2 separate regions of the Homo sapiens genome follow, and region 2 is linked to region 1. The links are chromatin contacts, found by Hi-C or POLR2A ChIA-PET in ENCODE. All regions are on one chromosome and are shown on one strand. The core of a region is the stretch at or near the end of the contact, and the rest is flanking DNA. Distances in the headings are between cores, read along the strand shown. Region 1 overlaps LOC124900547 (a long non-coding RNA gene). Region 2 has its middle 32 kb from the start of SELENOT.

Region 1 (5,967 bases), core at 1,354-3,853:
TAGCTATGTATTAGGTAATACATAATGCCTAATACATAACTAATATATGGACAGGAAGTTAATAGACTGACTGTGCCACCTTAAAACTCGTATGTTGAAGCCCTAACCTCCAACGTGGTGGTATTGGGAGATGGGCCTTTTGGAAGGTAAGTGTGTTTGAATGAGGTGAAGAGGTTGGGGACTTCGTGATGGGATTATTGTCCTTACAAGAAAAGACACCAGAGAGCTTGTTCTGTCTCTTTGGGCCATGTGAAGACATGGTGAGAAAGCAGCCAGCTGTAAGCCAGAGAGTCCTCACCAGAACCTAACCATGCTGGTGATATCCTCATCTCAGACTTCTAACCTCCAGAACTGTGAGAAAATAAACTTCTTTGTTTAAACCACCTAGTCTGGTATTTTGTTACGGCAGCCTGAGCAGACCAATATAGATTGTATAAATTTCAGTTTGTTTAAAAGGACAGGCCGGGTGTGGTGGCTCACGCCTATAATCCCAGCACTTTGGGAGGCAGAGGCGGGCGGATCACAAGGTCAGGAGATCGAGACCATCCTGGCTAACACAGTGAAACCCCGTCTCTACTAAAAATACAAAAAATTAGCCGGGCGTGGTGGCGGGTGCCTGTAGTCCCAGCTACTCGGGAGGCTGAGGCAGGAGAATGGCCTGAACCCGGGAGGCGGAGCTTGCAGTGAGCCGAGATCGTGCCACTGCACTCCAGCCTGGGCAACAGAGCGAGACTCCGTCTCAAGAAAAAAAAAAAAAAAAAAAAAAAGTAAAGGACAACTAATGAATCAAGGAAGACTTTATGGGAAAAAGTAAGATTTAACATGCTCTAAATAGAAAAATGGTTTGCTTTTTTTTTTTAAGGTTTAACGTGTTTATCATGGTTGGCAGCTAAGTAGAGGAAGAGCCAAGTCCAGAATCTAACATTTGGACTTCCCCTCATTTAAACAGTGGCGTTTTGCCACGTTGCCCAGACTGGTCTCAAACTCCTCAGCTCAAACAATCTGCCCACCTCGTCCTCCCAAGATGCTGGGATTACAGTCATGAGCCACTGCAGCCAGCCTACATTTTTAAATGGTTGGAAAATCAAAAGATTATTTGATGACATGTGAAAATGGTATAAAACTGTGAAATCTATTGTCCATAAGTAAAGTTTTCTTTGAACACATCCATGCTCACTCGTTAACTTATTTTCCATGGCTGCTTTCATGCTGCAACTGCAGAGTTGAGTATTTCCAACAGGTCATGTTTTTGCAATGCCTAAAACATATACTCTCTGGCATTTTACAGAAAAATATTGCTAATTCCTTTGTATTCTGTAGAAGAATACAAAATAACATGGAAATAACCACATAATTATGTTGCTTCTTGTATTCTCCACTATATAAACTCCTAGAAGTGGAATTCTTGAGTCATGTCACATTAGAAAATTTAGGCCAGGCACTAATTTAGGCTCATGCCTGTAATCCCAGCACTTTATAAGACTGAGGCTGGAGGATCACTTGAGCCCAGAAGATTGAGGCTGCAGAGAGCCATGATCATGCCACTACACTCCAGCCTGGGTGACAGAGAAAGACCCTGCCTCCAAAACAACAACAAAATGTAAATACTTTTTGTTGTTACTATTATCATCATCATCTTTATTTTACTTGCTGATTTTCTCCTTCACTATGTTTGGGGTTTTTTTACTCAATTTATTTTCACATTTGGTACTGTTATTACTCTGAGACTGTTGTTTTTATTTAGTGGAAGCATAATCAAGTTAAGTGAATCAGATGTGACTCCGCAATTGGCATTTTAACATCTAAATTTGGGACAGAGTCTTGCTCTGTTACCCAGGCTGGAGTGCAGTGGCTCGATCTCAGCTCACTGCAACCTCTGCCTCCTGGGCTCAAGCAATTCTCGCGCCTCAGCCTCCGAGTAGCTGAGATTACGGGCATGCACCACCACGCCTGGCTAATTTTTGTATTTTTAGTAGTAGAGACGGGATTTCACCATGTTGGCCAGGCTGGTCTCCAACTTCTGGCCTCAAGTGATCCGCCTGCCTCGGCCTCCCAAGCTTTGGGATTACAGGCATGAGCCACTGCTCCTGGCCTTAAACTTTGTTTAAAAAAAGAAATAAAGCAATGGGCCAGATTGGTTTTGACACAGATTGAACAATTTAAACATTTATTGCTCAAAAGATTAATGAAGATCATGGGCCACTAATCTGCTTCAGACAAACTGTTAAACCAGTTTTTAAAAAACTAAATTGAACATTTTCTGAATTTATACCCCTTGCCAAGTAAAAAATAATACACATACATTCCAAAATAAATTTAATATCAGAAATTCTGTGATGTTTATGTTGCAATCCAAAAAGGTGAAAAGGTAAGATGTTGAGTTTTCCAAAAGTAAATTATAAGGTGAGCATTTTATCCTTGGCTTTTCAGCTCTCTATGGAAAGATACAATCCATTAATAGTCATAGACCTGCTGACTGTCTGTAACCCCTGCGTCAGATCAGTGGTAAGTCATAGGCCCAGCCATAACATTACACCTCTTCAGGGACAGCTTAGCCCTGTAGAGTCGATGAGGTTAAGTGGCAGGCGTGGACACGGCGGCAGTTGTGAAGAGCTGCTTACACCAAAGCCTTGCCCGGAATGCAGGGCTGATTGCCTGCTCACAGTTGGTCTTGTGACTGACAAGTGTCCTGTTAGTGTCGTTGTAGGATGACAGGGGCCTCACAATTTCCAAAAAAAATTATTCTGTAGGGGAGGAGCATTTTTCTACTCTTCAGGACTTTGAGGAGGTCTACATCATCTGAGGCTCAGTACTGTCTTTGGAAAGCAGTTTGCAGGACTGCAACCAGAGGAAATGCTTCAACCATTTGTTCTCTGCACCTGGGGGAAGAAAGTCTTTGCCCTGAAGTGTGATAGCCAGTGATCTAATCAGCTACAGTTATGTGCCACATAAAGACGTTTTTGTCACTGACAAACTGCAAATATGATAGTGGTCCCATAAGCTTATAATGGAGCCGAAAAATTCCTATCTCCCAGTGGCATGATAGCCTTGTAATGCCCTAGCACAACATATTACTCACTTGTTTGTAGTGATGCTGTTTGTAAACAAACCTGTGCTGCCAGTCCTATAAAAGTCTAGCACTTACAATTATGTACAGTACATAATACTGGATAATTATAAATGACTGTTCCTGGTTTATGTATTTACTATACTATACTTGTTATTTTAGAGTGTACCCCTACTTTAGAAAGTTAACTGTAAAACAGCCTCAGGCATGCCCTTCAGGAGGAGTTCCAGAAGGCACTGTTACTGTAGGATATGACAGCTCCATGTGTGTTATTGCCCCTGAACACCTTCCAGTGAGACAAGATGTGGAAGTGAAGACAGTGATATTGATGATCCTGATCAATAGCCCCTACATGGCTGGGGCTAATGTATGGGTTTGTGTCTTTAAAAGTTAAAAAAAAAAAAATTAGAGGAAAGCTTTTAGAGCAAGGATATAAAGAAAAAATATTTTCGTACAGCTGTATAATGTGTGTGAATGTGTTTTTTGGTTTTTGTTTTGAAACAGGGTCTCATTCTGTCACCCAGACTGGAGGGCAGTGGCACAATCTTGGCTCACTGCAACCTCTGCCTCCCAAGCTCAAGGGATCCTCCCAACTCAGGCTCCCAAGTACCTGGGACTACAGGCATGCACCACCGCACTCAGCTAATTTTTTTACTTTTTGTAGAGACGAGGTCTCACTATGTTGCTCAGGCTGGTCTTGAACTCCTGGGCTCAAGGGATCATCCCACCTCAGCCCCCCAAAATGTTGGGATTATAGGCTTGTTCTGGCCAACGTATGTTTTAAGCTAAGTGATATTGTGAGTCAAAAAGTTATATAAAATTAAAAGTTTATAAATTTAAAAAGTTACAGTAAGCTAAGGTTAATTGATTATTAAAACAAGAAAAATATTTTTAGCATAGCCTAAGTGTACAGTGTTTATAAAGTCCATAGTAGTGTACACTAATGCCCCTGGCCTTCATGTTCACTGACCACTCACTCACTGACTTGCCCAGAGCAACTTCCAGTCCCACAAACTCCATTCAAGTTAAGTACCCTATATGGGTGTACCATTTTTTATCTTTTATGCCATATTTTTACTGTACCTTTTCTACGTTTACATATGTTTAGATAGACAAATATTTACCACTGCTTACAGTATCAATACAGTAACATATTGTATTGCTTAGGAGCAATAGGCTATACCATCTAAGTTTATGTAAGTACACTGTATGTTCACACAGTGAGGAAATCGCCTAGTGACACATTTCTCAGAACCTATCCCTGTTAAGTGACACACGGCTGTTCTTGAGCTGCTGCTTCATAGGCCACTCCCTCCCTCTGTAATGCTCTGTTTTGTTCTTGGAATCTCTCGAGTACTTCACATCTCCAAACTTCATTTCACCGCGGGTATATTGTGGAAATTATAGGTAAACCAATTAGTATGAATCCATCTACTTTCTGTTTTCTAGAGTTTTTAATACAGTTTCTGAACCACTGGTCCTTCTTTCCTGGAGGTATTGCAGTTTCTGGACCACTGGTCCTTCTTTCTTTTCAGTGTTGCCACAAAATTATTGCTTGTACCACTTTCCTGTCATGTCACTCAGATCCTAAGAAGGGGGAGGCAGATGCATGTGCTTAGTCTGTTGTCTTAAATTGGAAGTCAGACAAGCACACTTCTAAAGGTTTTTTGTATTTGATAATATATGTATACATTTTGAGACTGGGTCTTGCCTTGTTGCCTAGGCTGGAGTGCAGTGACATGATCACGGCTCACTGCTCAAGTGATCCCCCACCTCAGCCTCCCCAGTAGCTGGGACTACAGGCATGCACCACCATGCCCAGCTAATTTTTGTATTTTTTGTAGAGACAGGATTTCGCCATGTTGCCCAAGCTGGTGTCAAACTCCTGGGCTCAAGCAATCCACCGATCTCAGCCTCCTGAAGTGCTAGGAGTACAGGCATGAGTCACTACATCCAGCATATATATATACACACGTATATGTGTGTATATATATGTATATGTATATATATGTGTATATATATGTGTATGTATATGTGTGTGTGTATATATATATATATATATATATATATATATTAAAAACATGAATGTAAAAATTAAAAGCATTTTACTTGGTTCACCTAAACCAATTCCTCATACGGACACTAGAGGGTTCTAAGGATCTGGAGTATGGGGAAATTAATGAGGAATTCAAAATTTTAGAACATAACTGGAAAATATGTTCACTCACTTAAAACTTGCCATTTTAGTAGCCTGGATTACTGCTATTTATTTATTTATTTGGAGACAGGGTCTTACTCTGCTGTCTAGTCTGTCTTTTCTCATTGTCAAACTTAACCCTCTTTAGACTTTTGCCATCAGACTTATTCCCACCCTCCTGCTAAACTTGTTCTGTAATAGTGGTCTCTTATTGGTGCAAATGAATCATATTCCAACAGTTTGTTTAGAAGTCAACCATTTGCAGAGAGGACTATGTTTTCCCATTGAAAGAATATTATAAATTGTCATTGGTGTTGAGGTGAGCATTGGTGAAAACCTTAAATGCAAAAACTGGGTATAGGCTCATTAAAAAAAAAAAAAAGTTGAAAATCACTTAAATTTTCAAGAGAATGAGAAGCCACAGAAAATATTTGCAAAAGATGTATCTGATAAAGAGGTATTATCCAAAATATACAAAGAAATCTTAAAACTCCACAGTAAGCAAACAACTTTGTATATTAAAGTTGAAAATTCATTTAAAAATATATAAAAGTTGTTTAATATATAAAAGTTTGATTAAAAATGGGCCAAAGACCTTAACAGACATCTCATCAAAGATGATATACAGATGGAAAATAACCACATGAAAAGATGCTCCACATCATACATCATCAGAGAAATGCAAATTAAAACGATAGTCAAA
Region 2 (5,967 bases), core at 2,176-4,675, 47 kb after region 1:
GTGACAACTGATTTTGATTTTCACATTAAGCAAAAATCTATGTAAATTCTTGTAATTCTGAGTAGAGAAAAATTTACATATTTAGCTTTATTAGAGTAATTAACCATAATAGAACTGTTTAAATTGCCAGGGAAACCCAATCTACTATTTTATCCCCACCAACCCCCCCAGAAGGATTAATTAGTTCATGTAACTGAGAAAGTCCAATGTAGAATTGGCTTCAGGGATTCAAATGAGAGAATCAGAACTCTCCTCTAAATCGGCCTCATTTTCTCCTTGAGAGAAATTATAATTAGGGAAGAGAGTTGGGGTAGGGGGTGAGAAGGGGGGATGATGAGGAGGGGAAAGGAAGAAGGAGAGCATGGATTAAAGTCCCAGAAAAGTACTCTGGTCCAACTTGTGTGTCACATTTCCTATCTTGGAACTTTCTCACTTGATATCTACTCCCTGATCATTTTGTCATCTGTTAATCCCTTTTTCCTTTATTGACCCCTTCCACCCAACCTCCTCCTCATTCAGGGTTATAATTGTTTAAGACAAGCCTATTGCTTTGTGGTTATAGGCTGCTCAGATCAAGTACTGCTCAGATCAGGTAGCTATTTAACCTGTTTGAGAGTTGTCTAGAATGGATGGAGCCAGCACTTGATTGCTTGGTTAAGAAACAAAAATATTAAGGCCTCGGGAGGTTGCTACCAACACTCCCTTGGGCCACTGGCCATACTCATCTGTTTTGTGTACTAACAACTCTTACAAGAGGAAAAAAACCATTACAGCTCCTTTGTTACTCTGGAGTTGCTAAGAGCAGATCTGTTTGAAAGAAAGTGTGCCATTGACATTTTTCCCTAAACGTTTTAAAAAATAGTATTAGAAAATGCTGCTGAATTTTGTCTTTTAACAGCTCATAAAATCTAGGAATAAAATTATTTTTTAATATATTAAAATACATAGTGTATATAAGCAACAGGTGACTCATAAATGTGATTCTTCCAGTAAAATTGTGTTTTATACAGATGTATAGAAATTTGGTGTTGAGATCTACTTCAGTACTTGAATTTTCAAATTAAAAAAAAGGCCAAGAGAGGTTAAATGTCTTGCCCTGGTTATATAGCTTATGGCAACGAAACAAAACCAAACAAACCCTACACCCTTGGCGGGGCTTGGGGAAAGCAGAATAACAGCAGAGGACTTTGTCAGAAATTAGGTGGGAAGAGAGAAGACAGTAACAAGGCAATTTTACAAATTTAATCTCAATTTCACTTCACATTTACGCTTTAGCTAAGATGGGCTGAAATTTTTCAAATAAACTAAAAAAGGCAGGTGTATGTGTGTGCAAGATACATCAGAGGAAGGCAAGTTTACATAATAATTTCTTATCCTAATATAATGAAATTCAGGTTTCAGATTGACTGGATCTATTTCCCCACTTGGAAAGATCCTTCCCCGAAAGCAGGTTTATAAATTGCAGTTCTTCAGACGACTCATCCTATTCACTGATTACATGATGAGAATTGAAAACACACAGAGATTACTAGCTATGTGTCCCAGGCAAGATGGCTACCTCACGTGTAAGGTAAGTTTAAAAACAGCACACCTGGCCGGGCTCAGTGGCTCACGTCTGTAATCCCAGCACTTTGGGAGGCTGAGGTGGGTGGATCACCTGAGGTCAGGAGTTCGAGACCAGCCTGGCCAACAAGGTGAAACCCCATCTCTACTAAAAATACAAAAATTAGCCAGGCGTGGGAGCGCATGCCTTGTAGTCCCAGCTGAGGCTGAGGCAGGAGAATCGCTTGAACCAGGAGGCAGAGGTTGCAGTGAGCCAAGATCGTGCCACTGCACTCCAGCCTGGGCGACAGAGCAAGACTCCATCTCAAAAAAAAAAAAAAAAAAAACAGCACACCTGCTTCTCAGGTGCAGTTTGGATCACATGTTCTCTCAACGCTCTTGCCATTTTAATTTGGTGAAATGCTGTGTTCAACTAGATCTCAACTTTGCTGAAGCACTGGCCTGCCTGGGACCATGGCCTAATGTGGCCCATTGCAAAACACAATTTTGTTGATGTCTCATTTTAAAATTCATGCCAAAAATCATTTTATTTCAAATTGTTCATTGCTGGGTTTAATATAAAAATGTTGTTTTATTGTTCTTAACTCCCTAAATCTTTAAGCAAAATGGATGCTCGGGAAATTTGTTTCTCCTGAGGCTGCGTGTAACCCCGGCATCTTATTCCCCATGGGTTTGGAGGAATGCGTGGAGGAATGTGTGTGTGTATGTGTGGACAGCATCTTAAGAAATAAGGTGATCATTATAGAGTCATCTTCTTCAAATTTGTATAAGTTTTCTAGATAATGTGTAGTACAGCCTTCTGCTTAAGGATTATTGCAGTAACATAAGCCAGGCACAGTGGCTCACGCCTGTAATCCCAGCACTTTGGGAGGCCGAGGCAGGCGGATCATGAGGTCAGGAGATCGAGACCATCCTGGCTAACACGGTGAAACCCCGTCTCTACCAAAAATACAAAAAATTAGCCGGACGTGGTGGCAGGCGCCTGTAGTCCCAGCTACTCAGGAGGCTGAGGCAGGAGAATGGCATGAACCCAGGAGGCAGAGCTTGCAGTGAGCCGAGATCGTGCCATTGCACTCCAGCCTGGGCGACAGGGCAAGACTCCGTCTCAAAAAAAAAAAAAAAAGGATTATTGCAGTAACAGAAGAAGATGTGTTTCCGGAGCTTTGTATCCAGAAAATGCATGTGGGAAGATTATATGGAAAATGAAGATAATGAGTTTTAAAATAATACACAAAGTTACGGTACCAGAAAAGCAGTTAAATACCGTACAAAGTAATGAGAAACATGCTGAAAACAGTCTTGAGGAAGGCTAAAATTGTGGTTCCATACGTTGACTGACTGAATGAATATGGTTAAGGCAGTTGTTCTCAACCGGGGTTTTACTCTCCAGGCTCATGCAGAGTGGCCTCTTTGGGTCCTGTAATGGTCCTGTTCTTAACCACCACCGCTAGCTGGGGCCTGGGGTGGAAGAGTCTTATCCTAATCGGTCCCCAGACGGGGAGAGGGCAGTGCTTGTTTCCTAGCCACTCTGAAAGGCTGAAAGCTGTTAAGGAGGCTTAGTGTCATTTCAAGCAGTCTTCCTTGCCTCTGTGAGTAGTTTTTCCATATTTATGCTTAAAACAAACAGAGGAAGCTTTTCATTCCAATAATGAAATAAAAGGCTAAATTCAAGGTAACAAACGTTTTAGTGGGAAAGATTGTCAAGGATAACAAACCAACAAAGGGAAATATCTCTTATTAGCTCTTTTCTTCTTTTGATTAGAGAAAAAAGCCAAAGAACTACTTTTGGGGCTTTAAGTGGCTAGTGGACTACCCCAGAGGACACAAAGAAAGAGGGTTCTCAGTGTTTCTAGGGCACTTCCTGTTTTCTTTGAACTTGTGTGAGAATGTGAACTGTGGTGAGAGGCAGCTTTGAAATGTGACCAAAAAAAAAAAAAAAAAGACTGGTTTTAGTGTAGTTTATTTATTTTCTTTCAAAGCATTTGTGTTAATGAGTTGGATGGTAAGAGGTGATTAACATTCCAGATCAGTAGATTTCAGAAATGTCTTCCAACAGTGAAAATAACTTGTGTTAATCCTCCGAGCTTTCACCTTCACTTAGGCTGACTGAGGGGTGGGAAACAGCTTTGGAATCTTTACTGAGGACCAAGCAAATTTACAGTTTGAAAGTCAATCCTATTTAATTTTCCAACTTCTCCAGAATATTGTTTCCATTTAGCTTCTTGAGAGCATTTCTGGAGGGATTGCTATGTGCTAGGTACCGTGGGGGGTAACAGTTGTGAAGATGTGTGGCACAATTCCTGCATTCAAAGTGCATATGGTATAGCAGAGGAGAGAATCATAAAAATCTTACAGCAAAACGATAAGAAGCCTCATGAGGCCTATAGGAGCAGAAGGGAGCATTGGTTCTAGATGCTTGAGTATATAATTTTCCATAAATGGGGACAGTGCACAGGAGGAGCAGCACTTCAGGGATGAGAAAGCAGAAGCACAGGGTTTCTGTGATAATTCCTATAGGGAAGGGGGCTGGACCGTAGTATATATTGGTGCGGGTGGAGGGAGATGTGCTGGGAAACAGCCTGCGGGCATTGACAGCTGAGGTGAGGAATTGGACTACTTTCTATAGATGATAGCCAAGGAGAGTTTCTGAGTTGATGAGCCATCAGATCAGATCTGGCTTTTAGGGGTGAATCTGTCTGCACTGAGGCTATGGTGGGCGGAGAGGAGGATGAAGAGGTAGAGGTTCTAACAAAAGCATTGTGGGCACTTTCAGCATCGCACTCCAGACATCTTTGGCCTTGGATTAATAATTTATAAGTAATATATTCAATTTAAAAATTAATGTCAACTTTTGTGGTTACATTCCCCTTCTATCCTCTGAGTTTTCTTTTGTCATGCTGAAACCTATACTCCATTAGAATTATCCTTCTTAAATCTAGTCTCATCTTCCCAATTTAGCTTTTAAACTTTGGGTAACATTTACATTTTTTTGTCGTCTATTTTCTGCTCATTGGCTAAGGAGCCTTTTTCCTGCCCTGAGAATATAAGATTCATTGCAATTAAAGAGCCTAGTGGTTTAATGTGATTATTCTTTCTTGTTTTTCTGAGAAGTATCCTTGTGTTTTGTGGACCAGTCAATCCTGACTTTGATCTCTAGGGACAATACACTGTGAGTATTTATTTCAGGAAGGACACTGATCCTAGATATTCACTTAGAGGATGAATTTTCCTTATACCAAGGAAAATTGTAAGGTAGAATTTTTTTTTTTTTTTTTTTTTGAGACGGAGTTTCACTCTTGTTGCCCAGGCTGAAGTACAATGGCGCGATCTCGGCTCACTGCAACCTCCGGCTCCCAGGTTCAAGCGATTCTCCTGCCTCAGCCTCCCGAGTAGTTGGGATTACAAGCATGCACCACCATGCCCGGCTAATTTTTTGTATTTTTAGTAGAGATGGGGGTTTCTCCATATTGGTCAGGCTGGGCTCGAACTCCTAACCTCAGGTGATCTGCCAAGCCCAGTCTCCCAAAGTGCTGGGATTACAAGTGTGAGCCACAGCGCCCAGCCTGTATGATAGAAATTAAACTGATTACCCTTGTGAACTGAATGAGAACCTCCAAATTCTCATTCAATACAAGCATGAGTAGGACCTAGACATCTTATCTTGCTGAAATCTGGCAAGGCATACGGGCTGCCTGGTATACAATATATAGGATGCTCCCTCCCACCCCAGCCAAGATGGCATGATGCACTTACTTGTCCTTCTCTGGGAAGATAATGAACAGTGACGGCAGATTTCTCAAGGGTCCCTTATGATGGAGTTGCAATTCCCCATTCTTTTCCCCTTCTCAGAAATTTCTGAAACTCATTTAGTTAAAAGATTAAAGAAACACATTGCAAAGGGACTTGAAGTAATTGGGACCCGACTCACCTTCCTGATATAAATAACTAGAAGTAGACAAAATATGTGAAACAACTACTCTCAGAAATTGGACAACAGACAGTGCAGGGCCTTGATCCCCAAGAGAAAGATAAATAGCAAGGAACTGCACAAAATGTTTCGAGGAAGCTGTATTAATTAGGTAGGGCTATCATAACAAAATACCACCGATTGGGTGGCTTAAACAACAGAAACTTATTTTCTCATAGTTCTGACAGCCAGAAGCCCAAGATCAAGGTGTTGTCAGGGTTCGTTTCTTTTTAATTTTTTAATTTTTAAAAATTTTTGTGACAGAGTCTTGCTCTATCGCCCAGGCTGGAGTGCAGTGGTGTGATCATAGCTCATTGTAGCCTTAATCTCCTGAGCTCAAGTGATCCTCCTGCCTCAGCCTCCCAAGTAGTAGGGACTACAGGTGTGTGCCACCACCTGCCTAATTTTTTTGATTTTTAATAGAGGCGAGGTCTTGC

The links. Hi-C counts contacts between places; a loop is a spot of excess contacts on that map. ChIA-PET counts read pairs that join two places held with the same protein, here RNA polymerase II (POLR2A). Pooled maps may share reads with other maps.
Region 2: POLR2A ChIA-PET joins it to region 1 with 25 read pairs in activated T-cell. The contact joins two enhancer-like sites. A Hi-C loop is called at or near these places in 1 of 50 pooled maps. POLR2A ChIA-PET finds 5 or more read pairs at or near these places in 6 of 52 experiments (GM12878, T-cell, activated B cell and 3 more).

What each region holds. Positions count from the first base shown.
Region 1 is chr3:150,585,634-150,591,600 of GRCh38, forward strand. All of the region lies in intron 1 of LOC124900547 (a long non-coding RNA gene), which reads right to left. EIF2A (eukaryotic translation initiation factor 2A) reads left to right here. Exons shown (of 14, transcript NM_032025.5): 14 at 1-383. Among named protein-coding and RNA genes, the nearest start is that of SELENOT, 15 kb to the right of the region's middle. Within about 2 kb of position 2,604, at least 4 of the 41 ENCODE cell types and tissues checked have a DNase peak (open chromatin) inside an H3K27ac peak, as active enhancers do.
Region 2 is chr3:150,632,251-150,638,217 of GRCh38, forward strand. No RefSeq gene overlaps it. Among named protein-coding and RNA genes, the nearest start is that of SELENOT, 32 kb to the left of the region's middle. RefSeq lists a silencer at 2,872-3,166. Within about 2 kb of position 3,426, at least 3 of the 41 ENCODE cell types and tissues checked have a DNase peak (open chromatin) inside an H3K27ac peak, as active enhancers do.